2 separate regions of the Homo sapiens genome follow, and region 1 is linked to region 2. Evidence: chromatin loops called from intact Hi-C (ENCODE). Cell type or tissue: ascending aorta. All regions are shown on one strand. Each heading gives the region's core, and the rest is flanking DNA. Links, peaks and the distances in the headings are about the cores only.

Region 1 (4,210 bases), core at 732-3,231, 820 kb after region 2:
ACCTGCCCCATTTACTTTGCCGCTAACTCAAAAAGTTTTGCTGCTGTGTCTTTTTACTGAAGTTGTCACAAATTATGTGCTTTCTTATGAAAGCTATCAAGAAATATAATCATTAAAAGAGTCACAAATGTTTTATCTATTTGTTTCTCAAGCACAATCACAGACCATAGCTCCAGTAACCATTGTCAGGGTAATTTTAAGATGATTCTACCATTCAATTATATAAACAAACTTCTTAGAATATTCAGATATATACAAATTTAGCCACGAATTTTAGCTAAGTAAAACTGAAGTCAAAGGTCAATTTCAAAATTAAACATAAATGTATCTTTTTTACCTCATAATTGTTTTCAATTTCATAAATAGATATATTTTATATGCATAGATTCTGTAATCACTAGCATCCTACATGGTGTTCAACCAGCTCTACATAGGTTAAGCATTTTTAATTAAAATGAAATGGATTTATCTCATCAAACACAAAAGAATTTTCAAAGATAAAAATGAAATCATCAAAATCCAATCTTTGAAAAATAAAAATCTAAACCACAATGATATATTTACGTATTATGAAATCAGAAAGCAAGCCCAAAACACACCAGTATTAAGTTATCTATGTAGTTCATCTATTTCAAAAAATCCATGAGCTTTAAATACCCAGAGAATGTAAATCTGGGGGAGAATACCAATGTCCACTCACATGTCCCTAGATGGAATATAAAAAAAGTGAAAACACACCATGTGTATACAATAGATTTTAATTACACAATCTGAAGAATATATATATAGATAGATATATAATGTTTTAAATTCCTTCAGAGATTTACATTAATAGTTTAGAGAAAGCTAAAATATATATTTACGGATATTTAAGCCAAAGTTAGTGACTATCATAGTTGAATAAATGTCTACTTGGTTTTATGAGAACACTCCAAGCAAAAAATCACGTAACATCAACCCAAGTCAGACACTCCTAAATATATTTTAATTAGGAAGAAACAATTCAGGAATATCCCCAATCTTAGAGTTATTCTAATTAAAACAAAAGTAGGTTGAAACAGTTTGTAAAGAATTATTTTATGGTTATTTTTAGATACATCATTTCTAGTAATCATATTGAGCATTTTACACATCACAGTTTTTCTTTATTTTAAACCCAACCCAGTATTCATCTAGGTAGTCACACTCCCTCTAAGAGTTCTTTACCCATTAAACCTGTAAAATTTGCCATCCTATATCTATGTAAATAGTAGTTAGGAAAATATATGACATCTACTGAACAACTTTAAAAAATAAAGACGAAGGCCAGGCGCGGTGGCACACACCTGTAATCCCACACTTTGGGAGGCCGAGGTGGGCAGATCACGAGGTCAGGAGTTCAAGACCAGCCTGGCCAACATGGTGAAACCCTGTCTCTACTAAAAATACAAAAATTAGCTGGGCATGGTGGCGCATTCCTGTAATCCCAGCTGCTCGGGAGGCTGAGGCAGGAGAATTGCTTGAACCGGAACCCGGGAGGCGGAGGTTGCAGTGAGCTGAGATCATGCCACTGCACTCCAGCCTGGGCTACAGAGCGAGGCTCCGTCTCAAAAAATAAATAAATAAATAAATAAAGACAACTGCTGCTTCTATTGTAGTGATGTTCAATTGGAGAAGGATGTAAGATAGCAATAATATTTTCAGTTCCACATGAAGAAGAGAAGGGAAAGGAAGGGAGAGGAAGAAAGGGGGAAAGGAGGGAAAGGAAAGAGGAGGAAATGGAAAGAGAAAAAAGAAAGGAGGGAGAAGAAGAAGAAGAAGAAGAAGAAGAAGAAGAAAGGAAAAGGAGAAGTAGAGAGCAAGAGGCTGAGAAGACAGGGAGGAAGGAGAGGATGGGGAGGAATTCCAGGGACACTCCCTGACTCCCCCTCGTGGTCACGCAAGCAGCAGCACTGCAGACCTCCCAGGGTGGACGACAGTATTTGATGGAACATGGAACAAGTACAGCGTAAACACTGCTGCTGCAGTGGGGTATAAGAAGTGATTCAGACAATGCCGAGGAAAGAAAGCCAGGAACCAACGTGGAGGTGAACACTTTACAGCCAGTTAGTTCTCTCTCAGCTCTCATCTGTATAGTTGAGCATACACCATCGCAAAGATCAATGAGGTAGGAGAGCCCATCCATTAATACCTGTACACAACAGCAGGGCTACAGGAGACGAATGGTTAAGTAACCAGGTTTATCACATCAAATCTCACGCTCAAAGCAGTTTCCCTTTTCACTCTCTCTTTTTTTCCCTACACAATAATGCATTTTCTGGACAAACAGAAAATGACACAAATATGTGTATTATGCCATTAATCTGTTTTTAAGAAAGATGAGTCAGAAAATTCAGCAGTGAAATCACCTGATTTTAAATCTATTTAAGACTCCTGTGTAAATTATACATACTATACAAAATTTTCCTTCTACTATCATTTTTTCATAATTATACAAAAAATATTTCAAGAAATTACCCTCAATTTTAGTTTCCACGGGCTTGAACTAAATCAAGAAAACTGTGCCTTCCACTGTAGATACAAACAACTATGGAAAAATAATACGTAAGCAAACAGGAAGACTACACAGACACTTAAATTAAAAAAAAAAAAAAAAACTAGTTCAACACTTGGCTGGAATTACTTTATATTAGTAAAATAAAAACACACCTACAAACTCAATAGGGAGAAAAATAAAATGTTCATTCAAAGGAAGTATATCACAGTAATAAGCAATACAACACAGTATTAAGCACAGTAATAAGCAATACAGGATAACAACAATGGCATTTATTCATAAAACTTAAATTATTAAATTCACCTAAAGGGATATGTCAAATACATTAAGTGATGGGATTTTTTAATCTGCCTGATTACATAAATATCAAAGTATAAAAATCCTATTCTTGGTAAATAATCTATACATTACTCAACAATCTTCCTCACTCAGCTACATTTGATCCTAATTCTCTGCTTCCCTTTCTGTGGTTCATCAGGTGCTACAGGGACTCATTACTGTAGATCTCCTGCCCTGTCCCTTAATTGCCCTCTAGGCACTATCCTTGTAATCACTGAAATGTTCTTAGCCTGGCCAGGTGCTCCCTAGGGCATCTCATACATCTCCATGGTTTAAGAATCAAAGTATACAATCAGTATGTCCAGGTTCGTGACGCCAGAGGGGACAGGACTAATATTGTTTGCATTATTAAAATCTGTGCTCCTTGATCCTTTTGTAAACTTACATTGCACAGTCTCAGGGTGGGGTCAAAAATCCTTTGTCCTTTAAGGTCTTCAACAAAAAAAGGATTTTCTTTTAATGTGTATAAATGTATGTATGTACGTATGTATGTATGTGAACGCTAACATATACCCCCAAAAAATGAACTGCACACCAAAAAATCCCTCACATTAATATGTTAGTGTCTTAGAAAAATAAATCAGTTATTTTTATGTAAAGTAACCTAACTAAAGTTTTGAATTGTAAGTCCTTTGATTCACAAAGATGCATCTGAATATTTCAACTATCCTTTAACAAATGTGTGAGTAAAATTTCTTTTAATTAGTTACAATTGTGGCCCATTTCCTAATCTGCCTCTATTATAATGATAAATGTATACAGAAGCAGCAATAAAAAATACAAAAGTAATTCATTTGTCTTCAAGAAATTATAAAATTTTTATACAAATTATAAATATAAAATTCTCCTAGAATCTTAGCATTATTTTTATAATTTATATAGTTGAGCAAAAATGCTTATTAATAATAGAATAAGCAGTTGTAGCCAGCCATATAAATTGGCAGTTGATTTTAAAAGGATCTAATATTGCAGTCTCATCGTATCACACAAAACCGACGTTTTCATTTGTAAAATAAAACAAGCTAAACCTTGAACCGACTGATTGTACCAATATCTGCAGGACATAAAAATCACATCAGTTTTATACACGTGAGCATGAACAGATGCATGTGTGTGCACTCACACCCACACACCTCAAATAAAGAAAAACAAATATTCACTGAAAGTAGATAGACAAATTACATAGTAGTCTGAGGAGAGGGGAAAATGTTTAGCCCCTTTCCAATTTTTTGTTGCATGCAAAACCCACACATACACAATAAATTCAGAATCATTTACTCAGACATCATACAGTTATATTTATGAATAAGGGATAAGAGTCAATACTGGTACTTA
Region 2 (4,210 bases), core at 1,162-3,661:
AAGAAGACTCACATTCTCCCATTTTAAAACCTATTACAAAGCTATAATAATTAAAGCAGTGTGGTACTGGCATGAAGATAGACACATTGATGAATGGAATAAAGTTAAAAGTCCAGAAAGAAAAACTTACACTTATAGTCAATTAATTTTCCATAAAGATGCCAATGGGGGTAAACAGTCCCCTCAATAAATGTGCTGAGATTACTGAATATCCACATGCATAAGGCTTTATTTAGCCCCCTCCCTTATGCCATATACAAACTAAACTCAAAATGGATCATAGACCTAACTGTAAAAACTAAACCAATTTCTATGTCTTGTAAAAAGACTTAGAAGTAAATCTCTGTGACCTGTTGGAACTTTAGGTTAGGCAGTGATTGCTTAAATGTGACACCAAAAGCAGAAACAATAAAAGGCAAAATTGATGAATTAGACTTCATCAAAATTAAAAACTTTTATGAGTCAAACAACATCATCAAGTAATTGGAATATCAGCCCATAAAATTAGAGAAAATATTATATATCTGATAAAAGACCTGTATCCAAAGTATATAAAAGCAACTTCACATAACACAATAATGATAAGAATAACCCAGTCATAAAACAGGCAAATGATTTGAACAGACATTTCTCCAAAGAAGATATACAAATGGCGAAAAAGCACATGAAAAGATATTCAATGTCCTTACTCATTAGGGAAATGCAAATCAAAACTACAATAAGATTCCACTGCACATCCAATAGAATAGCTATAATCAAAAAGCCAATAATAAAGGTTGGTAAGGATGTGATGAAATTGGAACCCACCTTACTGGTGGGAATGTAAAAAGGTGCAGAAACACTGGAGAACATTTGGGCAGTTCCTCAATATGTTAAATATAGAGTCACCATATGTCCCAGAAATTCCACTCCTAAGTAACTACCCAAGGAAAATGAGAACATATGTCCCTGCAAAGACTTCTGGATGAAGACCGAGGGCAGCTACTGCTCGTAACAGCCAAAAAGTGTAAACAACCCAAATGTCCTTCAGCTGATAAATGGATAAACAAAATGTGGTATGCCCATACAATGGAATACTATTTGGCAAAAAAAGATGAATTACTTATACATGCTAAAACAAGGATAAACCTCAAATATTATGCCATGAAACAAAGCCAATCACAAAAGATCAAATATTATTATTCCATTTATATTAAATGTCCAGAAGAGGTAAATTCATGGAGGCAAAAGCAGATAAGTGACTTTCAGAGGCTGGGGTTGAAGATTGAGGGGGGTGATAGGGAGTGACTTTTAATGGGTACGGGGTTGAAGATTGAGGGGGTGATAAGAAGTGACACCTCATAGACATGGGGTTTCTTTTGGAGGTGATGAAAAATGTTCCAAAATCAGATCATGATTGTTACACAACTCTGTAAATATATTAAAAGCATTGAACTGTATAATTTAAATGGGAGAATTTTATGGTATGTAAATTACATCTCAATAGAGCTGTTTTAAAAAAGTGTTCAGATACAAAAAGGAGGTTGCTAAAAACAGTCCTTCTTCCTATAGATGAGGCATTTTTTTGTCAAGCTCACTACATCATATGCTTCTCCAGATGCTTGGTTTGGTTTCTCTACTTGGGGGTTCTTACAATAAAACCTATTTCTCTACAGCCTCTAAGACTTTATGTAGATTCTATACGATATTCTCGAATCATAAAGAGGATTTATGTCTGTCTTACTTGAAGGAGATGGGTAGAGCTCCCTCATAACCCTACAAATACAACATTTTCAATGTTTCTGCCGATGGCCTGATGAAACAATAGGACCTCAATAGTTAACGCGCTTGTTTTGTCCCTTCAGGACAGTAGCTTTAGTTATAGAAATGTCCTCTGCTGTATTTTTTCCCAAAAAATATGCATTCAAAAAGGCCTGTGAAATGTATGTTAAATAAATCTTTTTCACTATGTTGAAAGTTTAAGCGATTTAATAAAAATAGAATCCAACATTTTACGACTTGAACAAGACTTCAAATGCAGCATTACTAAACTCCATTCTTCCCGTGACGGCATCACCTGGCAGTTCAGCGTGAGACAGGCTTGCCTCCTACATAGCTCCAGAGCAACTGTGTGGGAGGTGAGCCTGGCCCTGTAACCTGGTAAGGCCACAAAAGCTTAATTAATTTTCAGAAAACAAAGTTACTTGTATGGCCTAATTAGCCTACATTTCTTAAACAAACCCAACACAAAGCTAGGTGATATCATTTTATGCAAACAAACAATAACACCTGATCACTCCCCACACTTAGATGCCACCATTATTATAGTTGTTCAACCTTTTTTAACTCTCCATTGCTTGGAATAATAATAACCTGTTAGAACTTTGAAATGAAAATCTTTCCACTTGACAAATGCTGATGTTTTTAAGCATTTCAAAAGCCAGTGTCAAACAGGCTTGCTTTTGATTTTCATCTTGGTCTGTGCATGAGCATTAGAGAAATTAACAAGAGCGAAAGGCCTGAGATTAGCCCCTCCTCCATAATTCCCTAACGTCAATCAGTAGGGGGAGCTCTCCTATTATTTAAGTGTCCACAAACAAAGCACAGAAGCATTTTTATTGACTCTCCTGGGGACAATGGTGAGGTTTTTCTTTAAATGGATGTTATAACCTGAAGAACATTAAGACAATGATTTGTTCAAAGTTAGAGATGTACCTCATTCAGCACTGACAACATATTTTCTAAAACAGCCTTGCAAATTAACGAGGGTGTAAGAGTTGCAGGCCTGTAGAAAATTATCCCATTCCAAGAAGGAATCAAGTACCTGTCACTTATAGTGGAATAAAACTTAATTGCATCAGAATTCTAATGGCCATAATGGGCTTCATCATCTCTTTAATATGACAGAATATATGGAAAGGTTATAAAAAGGGAAAAATTGACTAACAGATTTTTAGACTTTGAGAAAGGTGGCTTTAAGCTATAAATTATAATGTGAAAGGCACAAAATGAAAAGAGCATCAGAAAGTATTAGACTCTTTGAGATTTTGTAGTTAAATTAAATAAAATGTCATGGTAAGGAAATGAATGGTATAACCCGTAAGCTTTTCATGTAGTTTGCTAAAATAACACTTCCACAATTAGAGATTTGCATGATTCTTTTTATTATTATTTTCTGTAAAGATTGGGTCTCCCTATGTTGCCCAGGCTGGTCTCAAACTCCTGGCCTCAAGCGATCCTCCTGCCTTGACCTCCCAAAGTGTTGGGATTACAAGTGTGAGCCACTGCACCTAGACTGCATGATTCTTTATTGGAGCTTTTGAGTGAAAGTAATGAAGTCCCTATACATGTACACAGTATATATCACAATATGGTAAACTGAAGACCAGAAAATACACAGTGAAGTTATCAATAGGCAACAACAGCAAGAATTGTGTATCCCTCTATGAGTACATCATATTGCTAAGTGTGACAGAAACTGTCAATGTCCCCAAGTTGCTCCCACTCTCTCTTGATAATACAGTTACCAATTTTAGTCTGGGTATATGAGTTCTCATGGGAAAAACTACAATCCCCATCCTTCCTTGCAGCCAGTAGAAGCAAGGTGACTGCATTCTGGCCAATGGGGTAAGAACAGATGGACTGTGCAGAGTTGCAGTGCACAAGAGAAAGAGGAACATGCTTTTACCAACTCCATTTCCCCTTCCCACTGGCTAGAATGTGGATATGATGGTGAGTCATCTGGGGCTATGTGGAGAGGACAACAGGTCAGGAGAGTGAGGCAAAAAGGTAGGAAGAGCTTGAGCCCGTCATAACTTTGCAAAGCAGAACCACCAAACCAGATTTTACTTTGCTGTGAGAGAGGACTGTCTCCAGGTTATTCAGACTAGTCTCCATTTGTCTCTGTGTCTCCACAGTTTAACTAGTATCCTATACTGATAATATTATAAGAAACATAAAATAATACCTGAAATCTTATTTCTTTCTGTTGTGGAATTACCTAGGAGTTTAGAAAGTGAGCCCAGCATTGGGCTAGCATCAAACATTTATAATGAGACTTATTGACTAGTGATTCAGTGTTTGCATTTGGGAGATGGATAGATAATAGATAGAAAGATAGATAGATAGATAGATAGACAGACAGACAGACGTATATTTCCCCTATGAACAGGCAGTAGAGGAGGATGGGGAAGAGGAGGAAGAAGAAGGAGGACAAGGAGGAGAATGGGGT

What was found. Peaks named below come from ENCODE experiments on the same cell type or tissue, not always from the same donor. Only the 100,000 strongest peaks of a DNase experiment are listed, where the experiment ranks them.
Region 1: a loop joins it to region 2, with 7 times the contacts of the local background. A loop is called at or near these places in 78 of 110 quality-filtered maps.

What each region holds. Positions count from the first base shown.
Region 1 is chr18:74,655,509-74,659,718 of GRCh38, reverse strand. All of the region lies in intron 3 of ZNF407 (zinc finger protein 407), which reads right to left. Among named protein-coding and RNA genes, the nearest start is that of ZNF407, 60 kb to the right of the region's middle. In ascending aorta, for the core only: a CTCF peak has its summit at 1,897 (motif pointing left); no DNase peak of the experiment used is centred there.
Region 2 is chr18:75,477,535-75,481,744 of GRCh38, reverse strand. It overlaps LOC105372201 (a long non-coding RNA gene), which reads right to left. Exons shown (of 3, transcript XR_935637.3): 3 at 3,199-4,210. Among named protein-coding and RNA genes, the nearest start is that of SMIM21, 52 kb to the right of the region's middle. In ascending aorta, for the core only: CTCF peaks have their summits at 2,354 and 2,557 (motif pointing right); no DNase peak of the experiment used is centred there.